2 separate regions of the Mus musculus genome follow, and region 2 is linked to region 1. The links are chromatin loops, found by intact Hi-C in ENCODE. Cell type or tissue: heart. All regions are shown on one strand. Each heading gives the region's core, and the rest is flanking DNA. Links, peaks and the distances in the headings are about the cores only.

The links. A loop is a pair of places that touch in the nucleus more often than their neighbours do. Peaks named below come from ENCODE experiments on the same cell type or tissue, not always from the same donor. Only the 100,000 strongest peaks of a DNase experiment are listed, where the experiment ranks them.
Region 2: a loop joins it to region 1, with 4 times the contacts of the local background. A loop is called at or near these places in 14 of 42 quality-filtered maps.

Annotation. Positions count from the first base shown.
Region 1 is chr7:104,195,370-104,203,032 of GRCm38, forward strand. No RefSeq gene overlaps it. Among named protein-coding and RNA genes, the nearest start is that of Olfr649, 9.0 kb to the left of the region's middle. In heart, for the core only: no CTCF peak of the experiment used is centred there; a DNase peak (open chromatin) is centred at 4,662.
Region 2 is chr7:104,599,132-104,606,794 of GRCm38, forward strand. No RefSeq gene overlaps it. Among named protein-coding and RNA genes, the nearest start is that of Olfr655, 5.8 kb to the left of the region's middle. In heart, for the core only: a CTCF peak has its summit at 4,253 (motif pointing left); no DNase peak of the experiment used is centred there.

The sequences.
Region 1 (7,663 bases), core at 1,749-6,748:
AACTGACCCCACAAGTGATCCATTGGCCTCCATATGCATGCTCTGGCACCTGAAACACACACACCTCACACACACCATCCACTACCACATCCTCCTCCTCCTCCTCCTCCTCCTCCTCCTCCTCCTCCTCCTCCTCCTCCTCCTCTGCCTCCTCTTCTTCCTCCTCCTCCTCCTCCTCTTTCTCTCTCTCTCTCTCTCTCCTTTCCCCCTCTCCTACATACAAAAGATAAAATTTTAAATTTTCATAAATAGTAAACTTATGCAATACTTTCATCATACCAAACATATGTATGGATATTAGACATCCTCAGAATGGGTAAAAATCCTCAGAGCTAGGGTCAGAGTCCATCCTTCTGGACCCAAACTCTCTACCCAGCCTCATTGTTTCTCTATTCCATTTATCCGTAGTCAATCCATTTTCTGACACCTTATAATCTGACCCTCAGCCTCAAAAACTTACTTACAAGAACTAGACAAAGCCCATCCTTATGTCTCTAACTTGTCTTCCTCTCACTGCTTCGCCTCCAGACCTTCACTCCAACTTTGCCTTGCCAATCTTACCTGCCTGGTCCAAACCCAACACCTCCCAAACCTCAGGCCCTTGAGGAGGCTGAAGGACAAAGAGAAATAGCACTATTTGGATGAAGTCCTCTTATTCTTTTGCCCTAGACCTTCAGAGAGGCCCACACTGAGCTTGCAAGCCCCTGAGGGACCATACGTCCGAAGCTCACAAGTGGATTGGGGATTGCACAGACACCTATCCCAAGGGTATGGCTGCTGAGGACCTGAGATCCCAAAGGCTGGGTCCCCGCTGCAGTCTCAGCTCTTCCAGGACAGATCGTGTCCTGAGAGAAGAAAGTCTCGGGAGAATTTCATACCAACAAGTGCCCTCTCCACTCTCAACACTCCAACCTTCAGGGTTCTATGTGCCACGTGCTTTTCTGTGCCTACCTTCTCACACATGATGTGGCCATAGTTCTGTGGGGTTATAAGATAGAAAAGGGGGAAAGGATAATATTTGTTTACCAACTCTTAAACACTTAACTTTTGATGGCATCAAAACCTCAGAACAAGTTAGAATAAGGAGATCCTAGTTTTTAAGCTAGTTAAAACTTTCTTTAAGCCGGGTGGTGGTGGCCCACGCCTTTACTCCCAGCACTTGGGAGGCAGAGGCAGATGGATTTCTGAGTTCGAGGCCAGCCTGGTCTACAGAGTGAGTTCTAGGACAGCCAGGGCTACACAGAGAAACCCTGTCTCAAAAAAACCAAAAAAGAAAAAAAAATACTTTCTTTAATACAACATTTTGAAGCTGACTTCTAGGTTGAATCTTTGATTAACTACCAAAATTAAGAGAAAAAATGTCAGGCTGGAGAGATGGCTCAGCGGTTAAGAGCACTGACTGCTCTTCTGAAGGTCCTGAGTTCAAATTCCAGCACTCATATGGTGGCTCAAAACCATCCATAACAAGATCTGATGCCCTCTTCTGGAGTGTCTGAAGACAGCTATAGTGTACTTACATATAATAAATAAATAAATCTTTAAAAAAGAAAAATGCCAGGATCAATGAAAAAAAAAAAAAACTACCTTTTTTTCAGTCAAGTCATCATCATATGGGCAGCCTCAAACCAGCTTAGGAGGAGTGTGGTCACCTTGGGACTCAGAAACCCTACAAGTCAACCTGAAAGCTGGAAGACAAGCATATACCAACCTGTGTCTCATCCTCTTGAAACCCAACTCAATCTGAGCTGCACCTGAGCTTCAGAGATGCAACCAGGCTCTTTCTGGGATCTGTTTTGTTGTTGTTGTTGTTGTTGTTGTTGTTGTTGTTGTTGTTGTTGTTGTTGTTTTTTAATCTCCCTTGGTCACATCATTTACCACCATCACTCCAATTTCTAAGCTTGGCAGCATCCTTGGAGTATGATAACATTTTATTACATTTATTTATGTCTGTGGCTGCAGGGAATAAAGGAGAAAGGTAAACATGGAGGCTGGGGAATGGGTGCAGGGACAGCAGCTAACAAGAGTCATAGAGCGGAGGGGTCAGAGGTTAGGAATATTTATTACTCAAGCAGAAAGACCAGAGTTCAGATCACAGCATCCACATAGCAAGCCAAGTAGCCTGAACACGCTGGTCACCCCAGCTCCAAGGGGAACAGATACAGGAGGATTATGGCTGCTTGTTGGATTCTAGCCAAGCTGAGAAAATGCAAGCCTCAGATTCAGGGGGAGACCCAGCCTCAAAGAAGTAGGCAGAGAGTGATAAAAGACACTCAACCAAGTCGCTGTGTACAGAAACATGTTCACATACACACTCACACACAGACATATCTATCTACACATAAACATCTTTAAAAGGAAAAGAATTGCAGAGTTGAGTTTTATGGAAATAGAAAACATTGGCGATTTAGGTTAAATTGTTCTACAGGGTTTTTAATATTCACCTTTTCAATTTTACCATAAATGTATTCTATACTAAAGGCACATGTTCACTATTGAATTAAAAGTAAATCAAATTGCAGAGCTCTAATTGGGGGTTGTTTTCTGCATTATAGTGGCTCCATTTAAAATTCTGTTTTATATGTATACTTTTTAGGAAGCTTTTACAGTAGTAGGTTTCTATACTTTTCAAAAGGACCTTAGTGTTAGTTGTCTCTCCCTGTTTCCTTCTCTAAATACACCACCCTCCCATCTGTCACCCCCTTCAGTCCTCTTCTTCAAGTGTCCCTTTGTAATACTATAATTAATATATATAATATATGTATATTAATATGTGTATATATGTATATTATACACATACACTATATCCTTGTTAGACTTGTTGATCTAACCTCCTTCCCCTCTGTGGGTATTCTAAATGAAACACACATAGATAGATAGATAGATAGATAGATAGATAGATAGATAGATAGCATGAAAGCTAACATCTATGTATAAGAGAAAACATGTTTGTCTTTCTGGGTCTAGGTTAGATCATTCAGGATGGTCATTGTTATCATTTAGATGTTTCTAGCTCTATTCATTTACCTGCAGATTTCATAATTCTATTTCTCTTAGCAGTTGAATAATATTCCGTTGTGTAACTGTACCACATTTTCATTATTCATCCGTTGATGGACGTATTGGCTGTTTACAAACTCTGGCCATTAAGAAAAAAGCAGCAGTGAACATGGATGAGAAAGTATCTCTTTGGTATGATATTGAGTCTTTTCGATGTATGCCTAAGAGTGGTATAGCTGGATTTTGTGGGAGGAAGAGAATAATCAATCTCACCCAGCTACCATCACTGCAAGCAGTAACAACAAATTTCCTGCAAGACATGCCCACTGGTACAATAGTGACTCACATGTTATAGGGCTAAGTAACTACTTTTTCATTAGGTCTGAGGTCTTCTCCATGAGATAAAATCCGTACCTGATATAACTAACAAGGCTAAGAACCTGAGAATAGCACTAGAGGAAAACCTACTACTATTATTCTACTAAATGAACATAACAATGAAATGACTCCTATGAACAAATCACTAAACACTTAGATCAGTGCAACACACAGCCCTCATCCCGGAAGCTTCTTCAGCAGATGGTGACTATCAGGGGAGACTCACAACTGGACAACATGCAGAAAATGAGAGACCTCAAAACTCTCAGCCTGGATGTGAATGTTTCCACAACATTCCACAAAATGCCCAAACAAACTCACGGAGACTGTGTCAGCACACACAAGACCTGCACAAGGTCAAGAGAGACAAAAATGCTAGTACAAATGAGGCAAAGTGAGTGTGAGTCCCACTCCCATCCAAGAAACCATTATTTACAACTTCTAGCTTTCAGGAGATGGAAAGCAGTGTTCCTCAATGAAGAGATGCTGTGGGTATCAACAACACTCCACGGCAGGCCATGCTCAGGAGTAGACGGCCAACATAAATAGGACCCTATGGTTTTAGTGGCATTTATTTATTTATTTATTTATTTATTTATTTATTTAAAAGAAAAAGACATGAAGTGAGAGGTGGGAGGAAAGGGAAGAATATGGGAAAATATACTGTATACAGTTCTAAAAAGTAGAAAGAAAGAAAGAAAGAAAGAAAGAAAGAAAGAAAGAAAGAAAGAAGGAAATTGCATAGTTTCCCACATCTGACTATTAATCCTGGAAAAGATGCACTGAAATCCAAATAAGTGGAATGCCCTCCCTGTGCCCTACCTTGTCATAGGTGTGAAATGAAGAAAAAAGGAAGATTAGGAGGCTTTCTTCCCTTCTTCCCCACATTTCCCTTCCTCAAAGTTTTTATTTTTTGAGGCTTATTCCTCCCAGGATTGTCAGCAATGTCTCCATACTTCTAACGTCTGATAATTCTCTCAGTATCCATAAACTCATCCTCGAAGCCCTGCTCATAGCCCAGCATCCCAAACTTCTGATGAAGTAAAACTTATTCCATGTCAGGACAAATGTAAAAACACTTTCTTTGCACAGCACACTATGCTAAAGATCTAAGCATTCATCAGGGAAGCAGCAGTGTCCAATACTAGAGAGCCAATATTAGGGAAATTATGTAAGAATTCCCTCAAAAATCACTTGGGAATTCGGAAGGATGGGAAGAACCCAGCAGCAACTGGCACCAACTGGTCAGTAGGTGGCGCTAATGGAGCACCCAGAGAGTGCTGTCAATGCCCGTCCAAAGGGGGCGGTGCACACCTGAGAGGGAACTTCTGCAGACAGGCCCTCCTCTATAACTAAGCAGTGACTGATAGAGATAAGAGAGTGAAGAGTGAACCACTCCCGCATATAATGAGAAATTTGCTTTGACTTTTGATCATAAGGAAAGGAAAACTCATACCAGAAAACATAATGACACTAAAAATAACAGCAGGGACTAGCAATGCCTATCAGTCGATAGCACACACAAGGCCCCAAGTGCAATCCTTAGTACCTCATTAACCAGGGATGCTGTCATACCTCTGTAATCGTCCACTTCAAAGGTGGAGGCAGGAGAATAGATCAAAAATTTAAGATCATCCTCAACTATATAGATGACTTCCAGCCAGCCTGGGCTACATGAAGCCTGTTTCAAAAAAAAAAAAAAATTGTCAAATATTTAAATGAACAAAACAACCCTCCCTATTGTTTGCTTAAAACACTGCATTAGTTGTTGTCTGGCTAATACAATAAAACACCAAACCAAAGCAACTTAAGGAAAGAAGGGTTTATTCTGGCTCCAGTATATGGTGGCAGCAGGTCACATTGCATCTACAGTCAGGACACAGAGAGATATGAACTCTGGAACTCAGCTCATCTTCCTTTTTATGTCTGATCTGCCAGATATGGTGGGTCCTCTAGCCTCAATCTTATCTGGCAAGCCCTCACAAACAAGCCCAAAGCTTTGTCCTAAGACCGTGGCGCATACAATCAGTACACACCATGTAAGTGTAAGGGATTCCTCGGGTCCCTGAGGAAAGTATGGGGAAGAGAGCAGTGAAGTGGAGAGTTGGTGGCAGGAGGACAAGGGTCTCCACTCAGGTGAAGATGAGAGTATTGACAGGAAAGGATTTCAGGATCAATCAGTAGGAAGTGAAGTTAGCATTTATTTGGATGGTGTTCTAACACGGAATTTAAGCACAAGGATTAAAACAGAGGTACTCAGGTGAGAGTTTTAGTTGTTTGTATAACAGCTGTGTGTGTGTGAGAGAGAGAGAGAGAGACAGAGACAGAGACAGAGAGACAGAGAGACAGAGAGAAAAAGATTTGAATGGGTACTGAATTTGTACCTTCAAAAGTTTGCTAAAAACTTTAGGTGACATCGTAGGTCCTTCACATAGTATGTTTGGCCTGTTTATCAAAAGCACTCTGTTCCACTTGGCTCCATGCCAAAGCTACACCTGTGCTTTTTCTGTCTCTGATGAGTGGGATGGCTGCAATGCTGGGAGAGGCAGCTGACGCTGAGGAACAGAGGGATACACAGAACCAGGAGAATTACTTCCCCCAAAGGACAGGAGAGGATAAACACTGTGTGAGTAAGTAAGCCAGAGACTATACTCATATATTTAAGAAGCCTGAGCTACAGATGAAGTGTGGAACAGGGAAACCGAATCAGAAGGTGCCACAGTGGGAGGTAAGTCTTGAAGAGGTTTCTCGGGTGGCGGGAAGACAAAACAGAGGAAAGGGCGAAAATACCTAGCAGAAGTGGTGGTGTTCAAAGAGGGACGGAGGGTATGGTGAAAGGTAGCTGGAGTGAGCGGTATTTTCCTGAGAGGGAGTGTGGAGAGTAGTTTCAGGGTCACATTTCAAGTGAGGATGGAGAGACAGGTGGGTAGCTGACCCTTAGAAGCTCATAAACATCATATAGGTTCTACCATTAGACATGGAGGAAGAGCAGAGGGAGAGGGCAAGGTGCTGTGGCCCGTTCAGAGAGGACACACACTAAGGTGGATACCAGGCTGGTCCTGTGAAGGATGGAATAGTAGAAGTAGAAGGAAAAAAAAAATCTATTCCAGCTGAAAGAAAACTAAACGATGGAGGAGGGGTGGTGTGATGGTGAAGTGGAGAAGGGTGACTGCAGTCAAGCCTAAAGACCTGAGCTAATCGTCAGGGCCCACATGGTGGAAGGAGAGAACCAACTCCTGCAAGTTGTCTTCTGACCTCCACATGTGCACTGTGGCATTTGTGTCAACATAGTCATATACAATTATTATTATTATTATTATTATTATTATTATTATTATTGAGCAGGACACAGAGAAAACAAAATAAGTCAGGCTGTGCCCATTCATCTAAACTTCTACTAAAAGAGCTCACTTAGAAAAGAGAGGGGAAAGCTTTAGGACCAACAAACATTGGTTCAGAAATCAACAAGGAAAATGAGGATGTCAGAGAAATCCCAGTAACTGCCTACCTTTGTAATAGATGAGATATAAGCAGTTATGAAATGGGAATCTACACTCTACAAGAGGAAACAGACAAGAAGCCAGACTGGGGAATCATTGGTGCCTTGGGAAAGTGTGAAGTCGGGAACATTGGTTTCTTTGGATCTCAGGCTGGCCAAGCGCTCAGAGAAAGACGATAAGACCAGTTGTCTACTTATTTAACTCTGAGGAATCTATCTCTGTTCCGCTTCTACTTTAAGTGAAATATTTGAGTAAAGGAGACACACGGTATGAAAGAGGAGGTTTCGATATTACTGAAGGAGGAATCTGTACATGAAAGTGTTGGGCACATAGAGGGGTTGGAAAGAAAGGATTGCTTGATGTACATTTAAGGTGGGGTTGCTGGACTTGCTGGGTAGTGTGAGGTGTGGGTCAGTGGGTTCCTGAAGCAGAGTGCAGAGATCACTGGGCTAGAGAGGGAGATGCAGGGAGCTTGGGACTCTCTGGAGCTGTAGTTCAGCGGGAAGAGGCAGCATCAAGGTGGAGAAGAATGTTGGTACGAGTGCTGAGGTCACCCACAAGGTGGGCATCTACAGTGAGGAAGATGACCAGTACACTGTGGTAAGAGCGAGCTCAAATGGCATGAAGCAGAGAATAGAACAGAACAGACTGCAATCATCAATCTGTCAGTTAGTTCTGTGGGATCCACGGGCACTCTCACTGTGAATTTGGCTGAGAGAAGGGAAATGCACCTCTTCTCGCATCCTCCCCCTCAACATAACATACATAGCAATTCTAAGGCAGGAATC
Region 2 (7,663 bases), core at 1,825-6,824, 400 kb after region 1:
CTCCTCCTCCTCCTCCTCCTCCTCCTCCTCCTCCTCCTCCTCCTCCTCCTCCTTCTTCTTCTTCTTCTTCTTCTCTCTCTCTCTCTCTCTCTCTCTCTCTCTCTCTCTCTCTCTCTCTCTCTCTCTCTCTTTCAAGACAGAGTTTCATCTGTGTAGCCCTAGCTGTCCTGGAACTATACCATGCTGGCTTCGAAATCACAGAGATCTACCTGCCTCTGTCTTCTAAGTGCTGGAACTAAGAGCATGCATCAGTACTGCCCAGCTCCATCTTTTTTTTTTCCCAAGAGCACAGACATTCAGTGTGAGCCTACAATCTCTGCTTATGTGCCTATATGTTGGGAGATTTAGTATTATGGTATAAAGTGATATTCATGAATTTTCTAAGTTGTTGAAGCCATGAGGTTGACTAATGGTTTTTAGAAGAAATAATATCACTTTGTGTGAAGAAAGAAAGGGAGGAAAGGACCAAATTCAAGAAAATCCTTGCCAGAAAAAAAATCACTATCACCAATATTTTGAACATATTAGAACGCCATGTGACATTCACTTAAAAAGGACTTTGCCTGCATAATAAGTAGATGTTGAAAATAGCTCATTCTGGGGCACGCCACAAACAATTCCAGATGAGGGTTGCTTAGGAGAATCTACATGTCCTGTGCAATACAAGAGATGCAATGGGGGCATTTATCTGACCATACGGCTTTGAACTGCTTTGTTATACTAGAAGCTCACTGATAAGATGTGGGAGTTATGTGACACCCTGGTAGGACTTTGCAACTCTGCGAATTTGCTGACACTGTCATTGGAGCAAACTGTACATCTGTAAGGACCTTACTTACTTTCTTCATGGAATAGAAACATAAACATTAAAGTAGTTTATTATAAATATTTTCTGCACAGTTCTTTTCTTGTAAAAATCATAGCTATAATGTCCTCTGACTAATATTATAGAATCTGAGTTTATCCAAAATTATTTCACCTTTTCTTTTATTGTTGCTGTTGTTGCTCTTATAGAATTATCAAAGATCTCCTAGCTTTTCATATAGTTATCTGACCCAAATTGACATTTACAACTAAAGTAATCTGGCATCACCCTTGCCTCCTGTATTTATTGCCTTACCTACTCATAAAATCAGTGCCTTTGTTGAAACTGAAACATTACACAGGATTAAAGTTGCCAGATTTTTGAATCTTTAAAATGATCTCTATTGATTATGAAGCCAAAGGACATGGAGAAAGAATGGCAATAATAGTATGGACATAGAACTGGGAAGTACTATTGAGAGGAAAAACATTATAGGCCATATTTTTCTGTTTTACCTTAAACTTCTTTTGGGCAAAGCAATGTGCTCAGGCCATAGACTGATTGTGCACAGTCAAATGAAGGGTGATTTTATGCATTTATTGTTTATAGACTGCAGATTGTAAAAGTAGTGTATGCATAAGATTTTGTTCTTCATTATGCTGCCCAAATCTGTACTTTCTTTCCTTTCCAAAGCCAGCCCCCAGAAAACTCATCAGCCTTCTGATCATTTATATGTCACAGAGCCACAAAGTGATTCACACCATTGCCATGGATTATAAACACTAAGAAGTGTAACAATTCTCATGCCTGGACCCAGACAACAGCCTCCAAATAAATATCCAGCATTGGAGCCTAGGAACTCTAGTCTCTAGAGCACCTGCGCTAATTCCCTGTGCTGTCATGTTGAGAATTACCAACCTAAGATAATGTGGTTCATGGTACATGAATCTAGGTCCCCCTTTTTTTCTACTTAAAAAAAAAACTCATTCTACTTTGTTTCTCTTTACCTGTTAGGTAAATTTACAGACAGTGACTACAAAGTTCAGTAAATGTTATAACTGAGATGGGCAAGAGGTTGTGGTGCTTGATGGGGAATTTTCTTGTACAGGGACAAAGAGAATTGTAAAGAACATTTGCTAGACTCTTAGGGGATCAGAGAACATTCTCTGTGTGTGAGAAAACATACAATATCTGAAAACTGTGATTTGTTTAGAAGATAGAAATGCAGTGTGGTCTTGCCTCCAACTCCATAGATCCCTGGGGGCAGGCTCATTATCGTTGATTGATAGCATGATTTCTATATCCCTTTATTAGTAAAACCATACCTTCCTCCATTTTTACCTTTTCTCTCTGCACAAACTATAGTTATTATTTTAAGCATAAATTAGCCCAATTTTTTGTTCTTTAAGAAGTTCTTTCCATTTAGCTCATACTTATTAAGTACTCACTACATAGCTGGATTTGTAAAATAATTATCCTGTCATAGTTTACATTTCTTTGTCATTAAAAATAATTTCTGGATTCTTGGACCTTTACTCTCTCACGCCTTAAATTTGCTGTTAACTCGTTCATCTTTCAGAAGGGATGGCAAAGGCTGCTGAATGGCTAGAACAGAAATGCTTGTTAAACAGGATTAATGCAGATATAGGTAGATATTGAGAGAAAGCAATTGAATCAAAAGAAAAGCAATTATATAAATTTTAAAATTAAAACTTACCTAGAAATATCCTAATACCTTCTTACAACCTACCTTGCTTTCAATAAGCAGAGCATTCCTACACGAGGGTCATAACTTGAATACGGTTTTTGTTTTCTACTGAGCTGGATAGAAAAGCACTCCCTCCCTGTATTTATTTCTGCAAGATGACATATAAGTTTTCTTTTTGCTATGAGCCAAGGATCTTTCATCATATAAAGGAAGTTTTGTAGTCTATGATTTCATCTTAGGAGAAATTTGAGGGTAGTGACAAGTCTTCAGAGACCAAGGAAAGAGAGAAGCACAGCATAGCTCATCAGAGAATACCACTGGGTGTTTTATTAGAAGCAGCATGTCTTGAAAAGCAGCCCCCAAAGGAAAATAAATTGTTGTGAGCATTCCCAGTTTCCATGTAATGTTAAGTTTTCATTGCTTACCACTTTCCCGAAGACAGGAACAGTGATGTTTTCACTCTAGGAAAACAAAGGTTCATTTAATAATTTGGATTTTTCAATTCAACTTTCTTCTTGTGATTTTTACCAAGCAATGTCGTTTTCACTTTTCAAATGACAGGAACTTGGCTGCAGTTCTTTTTGAAAATCTAAGTAATATTGGGGGAATTTTGCTTTTTTTCATTATTTTATTATTTGGCAGTGATTGGTTTATAAGAGAAGTTTTGTACCATAGGTAATGTCTAAAGTCCATTTCTGGGGAAAGACGGCTAGATCTGAGGGGCATATAAGAGATGGGATGGAAACCAAATACAGTGGAAACTGTTAAAAAAAATAAAGATAATTCTAATGAAGTCACCAAATAGTGAGGGAGATGGAGTCCCAACTGGCAGTCTCTTGTCACCTACTGAAGCTTCCAGTACCAGGACTATGTTACATCTACTTGAATTGTTGGCCAAAGGGAAATCTGCAAACAGTTCATGCTGTTGACGAAACAATAGGTTGCTCTCAACAGACAGCAAGACCCCAATGCTGAAGACAACACCCAAACAACTCATTGAACATGCAGAGGTCAAGCTGGTGCCTACATAGACCCTTTACACCTACATTCTAGTGTCTTTGGTATGATAGGCTACTCTGCAGGTTGTCAAAAGAGAAACATAAACAACAACCCAGCCACAAACCTTTAGATCTTTGTCCTGCCTGCAAAATATGTTAGTGATGATGGCCCTAAGCTTGTGGGAGTGAAGAACCAATGTCTGGTTTGAGTTAAGGCCCATTCCATGAGAGGGAATCCATACCCGTCACTGCTTGGGTGACTGAGAACCAGAGTCTAGAGAGCCCAGACTCATGCACCACGCCCTCTGCATGTATTATGGATTTCAGTTTAGCGTTATAATAGGACTATGGAGTGTTTGAATGAGTGGGTCTCTGATTCTTGTGCCTTATCTTAGGCTCTTTTCCTTTAGTTGATTTGCCTTGTCTAACTTTAATCTGATGGTTTTTGTTTTATCTTATATATATTTTTTGTCATGCTTGTTATCTCTTAGAAGCCTGTTCTTTTTTAATGAGACAAAAAGGGAGTGGAGCCAGAGGAAAGTAGAGATGGGGAGAGGGGCTGGGAGGATTAGAGGGAGGAGAAATTGTAATCAAGACCTATTGTATGAGAAAAGAATCTGTTCTCAATAGCAACAACAGCAACAACACTAATAATAGAGTGCTTTCTGCTCTTTGAGAGGATCTTTGAATCCTAGAACCACACGTGCCAGAGATGCTCCACGTGATCTGGCGCCATCTTCTGGCCTTAACTGGAATTGCATGCCTGAGGTGCACATTTATATAGGCTAGCAAAACACATACACATAATTAATTCAATAAATTATATTATTTATCATATTATTATAATATAACCCATATTGACTTAATAATACTATATTAATCACATATTAAAATACTCTAAAATAAAAATAATAGTTAATTTAAAAAATCTGGACTGAAGATCTGTGTGTGTGTGGTGTCTGTGTGTGTGTCTATGTGTGCACATCTTGTGTATGAGTTTTTAGATTATGATGTGGAATTGGGTGTGTGGAGAAATGGGACAGATCTTGGAGGAGGAAATCACAATAACAATATGTAGAGAAAGTATCTTGTGAATTGTATGAAAGCATCACCTATCAATTTCAAAAGCTACTATACTTTTGATTTAGACAGAAAATAGAGATAGTACATCCAGGAGAAAGAAAGGATTCTGAGATAGAGCCAGGAGGGGAATTCTCTGGGAAGATATAGCAGGTCAGATACATGGTAACTGAACACAGGTGACCAGCCACATGACAGAATATAGGTCAGAATAAATGGGATATTTTAAGTTATATCTAGTTAGAGAATAGCCTAGCTATATGGCCAAGGTTTTTGTAAATATATTTTGAGTCTCAATCATATTTCTGGGAGCATGGGGTTGGGAGGAAGAATCAAGGACTAACTTCTACAAAAATATATTGTCTGAAAAAACATTTTTTTTTAAATAAAAACCAAAACCCCAAACAAACAAAAAAGAGCACTTCCTGGTCTCTAGAGGACATGGGAGGGGTCCCTGCTCCCCTTCAGTAGGCTCGAAACAGTCTGTAGCTACATTTCCACTCAATTTTATGCTTTCTTCCGGTTTCTGTAGGCACCCCTGCTTCTACCCACATGAGGTAGGCACTCTCTGTGGTGGTGTAAATGAAAGTGGCCTCTACAAGTTCACGTACTTGAATGCTTGCTCCTCAGTTGCTAGAACTGTTTGGGAAACATTAGGAAAAGTTGCCTCGTTGGAAAAGGTGTGTCACTGGTGGTAGACTTTGAGGTTTCAAAAAGGATTGAAATTATAGAATAGTTTCGTAATTTTCACTCTATCTGAAGCTCGAGGACTACCTGTATTATTTAACTGGTTTAAAGTACACTAATTCTGTCAGTTAACTCTGTTATAATCTCACAAATGCCTATTGTAGAATTTAGTGGTTGAAAACCTTATTCTATAGTATAATATTGTTAGAACATGACATTGTCTCTTGTCAAATAAAGTAATTAAATTTTGTGGGTTTAAAAAAGTGAAGAAAGAAACAACTATTCTTAGATAAGTTTTTTATATAACTTTCATTATTTGTCAAATTCTGTGGAATTCTTGGTATTTAACTGAAATCATAATCAATTTTATAAATGTAAAATGTGAGATTATCTTTGTGAGACAGAATCTCACTGTGTAGCCCAAGATGACCTTGAACCCTTGGTAAGTTTACTGTCTAGGCCTTGTGAATGCTGGGTTACATGTGTACTTCTTCTACTTCTCACTTTTGGTTCCTCTATATCTAACCACATGTGCTTCTTATATTTTCTTTAAAAGTATACAATGACCTATGCTTCTACCAATTTTTCACTAAGTTTCAGTTAAGATCATATAGTCATGTCATATTTTCTGTGTTTGGCATGTTCCTCTTTCCCTCCTCTCCTCCCTTTTTAACTTTTCTCTCTTCCTGGTACAATGAAATAAATAAATTATTTAAGACTACTATCAGTTTTGGTTGCTTTACTCAATCTCTCTCTGTCTCTCTCTCTGTCTCTCTCTGCCTTTGTCTCTCTGTCTCTTTCACACCCAGACAAAACACATACCTACATACACACATACTTACAGAAGACACAGACACACCATAGATTGATTTAGACAGTTCTGAGGACTGGCTGGGCAAGCATTGAGATGCAAAGAACAGGCCGTCAGAAAGTAAAGACTACAAGAAGGCTGGGGATTTCCAGGCCTGGGATGAATCTAGTTTTTTATAGGAATTGGTCTCTTTTTCTAAGGGAAGCTTTAACTTCCTCTCATGCTCTTCCCTCTGATTATTCAGGACTAAATGGCCAACTCCTAATTTAAAATCATCTAATTAGGATGCTCTAGTATATCTATGGAGTCCCATTTGCAACAGCACCAAATTTGGTATTTGAGCAAATAGAACTTGTGTGTATTTTCTGTTACAGGAGGATACCTCAACTAGTCCTTTTATATGAAATCACACTAGAGATCAGATTCTAAGAAACTCAGTCCAGCCTTGTGAAGTTGACCTGCCATGGAGATGCTAATTCCATCTTGGAATATGCTACCCAAGACTTTCCTCAGAACTTGATGAGTAGACTTGTTCATGGAGGATGAGAGAAAGAGTTTCAAAGTCCATTTCTGAGCAGAGCTTGTGATATCAGGACTTGAGAAGTTGAGGCCGAATAATCTAGAGTTCAATTGCAACTTAGCTATGTAGCTAATTCCAGACCAACCTAGGTAGCATAGTGAGATCTTAGCTCAAACAAACAACAAATCACCTAAATCATATTTTCTTTCTTCCCCTTCTCGCTTCTATTATTGCTTTAATTATTAGCAATGAAGTGGATTAAACCTAGCCCTAGAGAGGGAAGCAAATTTGGGATAAAGCTCTGGGAAATGAAAGTTTCTCAGGCAGATTTTTAAGGTATTTCACTCTAGATTTTTAAGCTATTTCACTAAAACTGATTGTTACTCTGCTCTCTTAAATACAGCAAGAGCGGATCTAGAAAGCAGTTGTGGAGGAACACCCAGTCGCTGTTTGTCTGAAATGTTCATTGGCTTAGGGTAGTGGCTCTATACGTGCCAGCACTGGAGGGAGCAAGATCAAAGCACTTGGAAACTTCTTAGAAAAGAAAATTTGGGGAGGGCTCTGCCTGAGCAGGTGGGGGAGCCATCTTGGGTTCTGGATCCCTCAGAGACTAGTCTGCACAGGTGAGAGTACAGGCTACAGAAGCCACAGAGCTTCTGGGACAGGCAGAGGCAACAGCTTCTGGAACAGGCCCTGTTTTGGGCCTTCATCTTCAGCCAGGAGACAGGTCTGAATGCCAGATATCTGTGTACATTCCCTGCAAGAGGAGAGCTTGCCTACAGAGAGTACTCTGACCACTGAGACTCAGGAGAGAGGTAGACTTCCAGGTCTGCTGACAGAGGCTAACAGAATCACAGGAGGAACAAGCTCCAACCAGAGACAACTATAACAACTAAGTCCAGAGATTACCAGATGGCAAAAGGCAAATGTAAGAATCTTACTAACAGAAACGAAGACCACTCACCATCATCAGAACCCAGCACTCCCACCTCAGCCAGTCCTGGATACCCCAACACACCCAAAAAGCAAGACTCAGATTTAAAATATTATCTCA